Linked DNA regions of Homo sapiens: region 1 is linked to region 2. The links are chromatin loops, found by intact Hi-C in ENCODE. Cell type or tissue: sigmoid colon. All regions are shown on one strand. Each heading gives the region's core, and the rest is flanking DNA. Links, peaks and the distances in the headings are about the cores only.

What was found. Peaks named below come from ENCODE experiments on the same cell type or tissue, not always from the same donor. Only the 100,000 strongest peaks of a DNase experiment are listed, where the experiment ranks them.
Region 1: a loop joins it to region 2, with 3 times the contacts of the local background. A loop is called at or near these places in 9 of 110 quality-filtered maps.

The regions. Positions count from the first base shown.
Region 1 is chr11:19,310,214-19,313,129 of GRCh38, reverse strand. It overlaps CSRP3-AS1 (CSRP3 and E2F8 antisense RNA 1), which reads right to left. Exons shown (of 6, transcript NR_183675.1): 6 at 1-2,498. Among named protein-coding and RNA genes, the nearest start is that of E2F8, 71 kb to the right of the region's middle. In sigmoid colon, for the core only: a CTCF peak has its summit at 1,633 (motif pointing left); a DNase peak (open chromatin) is centred at 1,599.
Region 2 is chr11:19,918,032-19,920,947 of GRCh38, reverse strand. All of the region lies in intron 6 of NAV2 (neuron navigator 2), which reads right to left. Among named protein-coding and RNA genes, the nearest start is that of NAV2-AS3, 62 kb to the left of the region's middle. In sigmoid colon, for the core only: no CTCF peak of the experiment used is centred there; a DNase peak (open chromatin) is centred at 1,487.

The DNA.
Region 1 (2,916 bases), core at 174-2,673, 610 kb after region 2:
ATTAAGGAACTTGCAGTGAACAAAACATGAAATCCCTCATGTTGTCAAGCTCCCATTCTAGAGAAGGAGACAAACAATGAAAACCTAAGTAAAGGACGGTGTTAGATAGTAATAAGCGCAGTTGAGAAAAATGTATCCAGAAAGATAGGAGAAATTTTTTTCTCCTTGATGCTTTAAAGTATTTTCTAACAATTTTTTTTAAGAGATGGGGTCTTGCTAGCTGTCTAGGCTGGAGTACAGTGACGCAATCATAGTTCACTGTAACCTCAAACTCCTGGGCTCAAGGGATCCTCCCGCCTCAGCTTCCTTGAGTAGCTCAGGTGTGTGCCACTGCAACTGGCCCAGAAAATATTACATGTAGGATCAGAAAATATACATACTTTTTAGAGAAAAAAAGCAATACCAAAAAAGTGATTACATTAAGAAATGAAGTTGGTTCACAACTTGGACCTAAGCTGGGATATGAACATGTGACTCTTTTGGTAGACTGATGTCCTACTGCCAGATGAGGGAAACAGACATTGGCTAAAGAAGGCAGGGCCCTGGTCTGCAGTGACCCAAAAGATAAGGCATTTAGTGAGGCAGCAGCCTGAGTCCCAGATCCAGGCTTGGATTGAGGAATGTGGCGTTAGTGGAGTTCTCAGAATCAGGACAGTACTGACAGCAAGATGTCCCTGGTGCCAGTATCCCCAAGCCCATCCCAAAAGTTTCAAATATGCTTGGATGTGCTTCCCTAAATAAGGCAAGGATTGATCTCTGAGCCCAGGGTGGAGCTGAGGCTGCAGGAGGTGAGGGGCGTTCTAATGTGACCTTCCAACGTGACATAACTCTCACAGTAGGCAGATAAATCAATGACTTCCACAGTGAGTACTTGAAAGTTCCATACAAGTTTCTGTTATCTTTCTTTTTGCCTTTTTCTGGGGCTGTTCGAGCCCAGCTACCTTACCCCGGCTCTGCTGAGGATGGTGCATGGACCTGTGAGCCAGTGAATTGGCTAAATCTGTCAGGAGACCCGTGGCCATCAGGAGACAGCAGTCTGTACCAGAAGGACCGTTTGCCTTCCCTTGGGTCCGGGACACTCCCCAAGGATATTCTAACTCCAGGTGCACCTTTCTGCCTCCTTCCTGGAAGGGCACCATAACACAGAGGGCAGGACAGGCAAGAGTCTAAAATGTGGCTTGGCCCTCCCTTAGTCACGTGATCATGGGCAAGGTATTTAACCACTCTGGGACCCTGTTTTCTCATCTGTAAACTGGGGGTTTCCCCACCTCAAGTAGTCTTTGAGAGAATGAAAAGAAAGCACCTTGGCAGAGGGCCTGGCACCCTACAGGGGCTGGGTAATTGTAACTGTTGCTGTTAACATTATTATCTTCCTTCCTGTTCTCAGAGCAGCCTGGCATCCAGCACAGGCTTTTCTCCACCTGAACCCCAAAGAACTCCCTCAGACCTTTCTTGCTGTGGCCTTGGACCACACCACTTGTGTGGACAATAGTCTCAAGAGTGAGTCCACAAGGATTCGGTTTTGAGGGAAGAAGAAGAAGATTGGAAGTTTTCCTAGGTCTGGGTCAGCCCAAGCCAACCAATTCTTCTCTGCTCTCTGCTGCCCCCTCTTGGTTCCAAGCCTGAAGAGCCAGTTGCCCACTCGTCCATAGTGTTACACCTCCTGTGGAAATGAGGATGAAAGAGGAGAAATTGTAAGCAGTTTAAAGAAGAAAATAAGCAAACAAAAAACTGGAGATTTATAGACATGCCTGCCTTGCCCTGCCATTGGGACACTAATGGCTCAGGTGCCCCTGTGATCTGAGGCTTTACAAAAAAATGGAAACCAGGCTTTGCCTTTTACCCATTTGGGTGGGGGCGGGTCCTTACCGTATCTCTAAAGAAAATGAATTAGAGAAAATTCTACAAAACCTGGCAGGAGGGTTACCGTTTCCCCCATTCTTAGGCCTATGTCAGGCATTACCAAACAATTACTTCATTTTTTTTCCTGCTGAATGCAGACCCAGCCTCAGAATCTTTCTCAATACAGCTGTACTCCGAGCAGCCAGTCCTAGTCATTGGTCAGAGTTGGTGCACAAGAGCTGAGGGCTGCAGCCAGAGAGAAGATGAGGATCAAAGCTTCCTGCTGTGTGCCTGCTCTTATGTCAGCTTTCTCCAGGTGACCTGGATACTTCATCGCTGCAACAGGGTAGCACCGGGCTTCGGTTCTCAAAATGTACAATCGTCCCTCGGTATCCACAGGATTCCAGGGCTCCCTGCAGAAACCCAAATCTGTGGATGCTCAACTCCCTTATATAAAATGACATACTATTTGCATATAACCTATGCATATGCTCTCATGTGCGTTAAATCATCTCTAGATTATTTATAATATCTAATACAATGTAAATGCTACATAAATAGTTGTTATATTGTTATTGGCTTTTATTTGTATTATTATTGTTCTTTTCCTTCAAATAGTTTCAATCCTTGGTTGGTTGAATCCGAGGGTGCAGAACCTGTGAATATGAAGGGTTGACTGTATTAGCAATTTTATTTAGAAAATCTGTAAATAAGGTATCACTAAATTGGGACTTCAATGCATCACTGAGCCACAGGGTGTGTTGGTATTTTACTGAGGGAGCTGAAAAGATTGCTGGTAGGCGGGAATATTGCCCAGGCTGAGTCACCTAGGAATGGCAAATAGGTGCGTACTTGGATGATATTAAGTGATGTATTTTCCTCCAGTATCTCTTAAAGCTGCTAAACTGGACCATGAAGCACCTGTTGCCTCCTGATTGGGTGATTACAGCAGAACAGAGGAGAGCTGTACAGCCAAACCCTTGGAATTTAAGGTTGCAAACCTTTCCAGACTCTTGAGCTACAAGACCTGGGCTTTTGAGCTTCAGTTGCCTGAGTCCTGCAAGCAGCCTGGGG
Region 2 (2,916 bases), core at 237-2,736:
TCTGGCTGTGACAAGTTGGTGGTAGATTGAGGTTTTGCAAATGAAGCACCCATTTAGAGGAATCCTAACAATTTTTTGTAAGGCTAAGACACCTTTAAAAATCAGATAATTATAATGAAGTGGAAAGAATGCCAAGATAATCATCTTATTCTGTTCTGTGATATTCAGACTACCCTTAGAATTATGCAATCATCGAACTTTGTGAATGGGTTCAAGTCCAACTTAAAGGCTTGGTAATCTTGAGTCTAGCTAAGCTCCAGTTTATTCATAAGTAAAAATAAAACTAATACTAATAACTAGTACTTTTTGAATGCCACCTCTGTACCAGGCACTGTACTAAGTGCTTTAAATAATTTCATTTAGCCGGGCTCGGTGACTCATGCCTGTAATCCCAGCCCTTTGGGAGGCCAAGGTGGGTAGGTCACGAGGTCAGGAGATCAAGACCATCCTGGCTAACATGGTGAAACCCCGTCCTGACTAAAAATACAAAAAATTAGCTGGGCGTGGTGGCACACGCCTGTAATCCCAGCTACTCGGGAGGCTGAGGCAGGGGAATCGCTTGAACCTGGGAGGCAGAGGTTGCAGTGAGCTGAGATTGAGCCACTGCAGTCCAGTCTGGGTGAAGAGGGAGACTCTGTCTCAAATAAATAAATAATAATTTAACAGGTTTATTTAATTATTTCATTAATTCATGCAAGTATCTTATACAGTGGATTTACTGCAGCTCAGAGACATTAGCAACTTGCCCAAGTCATGGCTAATAAGTGGTAGAGTAAGAATTTGAACAATAAAGTCCATGCTCTTCTTATTTTTTGAGACAGGGTCTTGCTCTGTTGCCCAGGATGGAGTGCAGTGGTGCAAACATGGCTCACTACAGCCTCACCTCCAGGGCTCAAGCAATCCTCTTGCCTCAGCCTCCCATGTAACTAGGACCACAGGTACATGCTACCATGCCCGGCTAATTTTTTTATTTTTTGTAGAGATGGGGGTCTCATTATGTTGTCCAGGCTGGTCTCGAACCCCTGGGCTCGAGTAATCCTCCTGTCTTGGCCTCCCAAAGTCCTGGGATTACAGGCGTGAGCCACCGTGTCTGGCCCCATGCTCTTCTTAATCAATGGACTTTATTAAATGGAGATGGTGACTAAAGCTTTCTTCCTCCCTCATGAGCAGCAAAAGGGCAATGATGTGAAAGCACACTGCAAACTGCAAAATCCTGAGATTAATTCTTATTCTTCTCTACTAATATTGGGCTTTCTTAAAGCAAGGTGTAGCTACACCAAATTTTGGTGGCGTTATTCTCTTTCATAAGCAAGATGGGACCAGGTCTCTAACCCAACTCTATGGAGAAAGGGAGAACTGTCCTTCCAGTGCCATAGTTTCATACGTGGCTCCCACGGCCCTGCCCAAGCTGACCTCTGCCATATTCCCACTCTGAGCCAGGGCCCTGTGCCCTACAGGCATTGGCCTGTGTGCCCCGTCAACTTCACCAGGCTGACTGGAAGCAGCCCAGTAAACACACAGTTCTCACTGTCTGGAGTGGTGACTCAGTCACTCTTGGCAACATCTACTCTGTTTCCTTAAGGCTCAAAGAGCTCTTCATATGAACCTTGTTGAACAAGGACTCAAGGAGCTTCTCACCCACGTGCATGGCTACGAGATAGAACACGGAAACCAGGCTCACTCACAGACCAGCTTGGAGGTTTTAATTCCAACTTAAACATTCTCAAGCTTATTAAATTTTGTTTCAGAGAATCTTTGTCATCTTGAATAATGAATTCTGGATGTACAGGAACCAGGGATATGACTGGGCTCAAAGTTATTTGGCCACATTTCTCTTCGGAATCCTAAAATAACCACAACGTTGCATGTTTTTTTCTCCAATCACCCTATCTCATCCCATCCTTCCAACTTTTATTTTTCTTTTGACATTTCTTCTGTTTCAGGTACTTTCCCAGGTGTTAGGGATACAGCAATGGATATATGGTGTATGCCTTCAAGGGGTTCCAGGTCTTGGGGATGAAACAGAGCATAAAGCAGAAGGAAGGACAAAGCAAGAAGCTATCGTGATGATTGGTTTACGGACCTGTGGATCACAAAAGGGGTTGCCTAACTCAGTCCGAGGGCAAGTGGGAGTCAAGAATTCATTCAAGTCACTGAATGACTGCATGAAACTTCTAGAACTAAACCTTTTACAAAGTAGGAAAAAGAAATAAAATGTCCTGGGGTCCATGCCTAGTGATTAAAATCAAACTCAAGATAACAAAATATATAGATTCTGCACTTGATCAGGGCAAAATCTGGTCAGCCAAATACATTCATGATACTAATCATAACCAGGAATTCCAGGGGCATATCTATTCCACCCAAGCATAATGAAAAATGGGACATATAACTCAACCAGAATGTTGTTCTTCTCTGCTCACACAGCAGGCATATACTTTTTTCATTCAGTTGCACGTCGTGAATTTATTTCCACAATGAAGAATGCTTACAAGTCACCTCCCAGTCCATGATGGAAAAAAACAGGCATGCAGACTCAACTCTCATTTTTTCCCCAAATTTGGCTGACAAGCCAGAAGCAAAGTTGATGGTTTCAGATAATATCAAACTGACTATTGACCCAACCACTCCCAGCTGTCAATCCAGATACCAGTAGTTTGAGACAAATGGCAAACTTTCTCCAGCAAGAGTCACATTTTGTACTAAAGATGTAAATGAATGGCAGACCCGAATGCAATGTTATCCTCTCAGTTTGGGACTTAAAGGAGAAGATGAAGGCAGGAAAAGACAACCAGCATTAGCTCCACACTGAGGTGCACTGGGCTTGATGGACCCAGGTTCTCTCCCTGAAGAGGGGATTATCAAGCCTATTTTACACAACAGTAAATTCAGGCTCAGAGAGGTTGAGTCATTGGC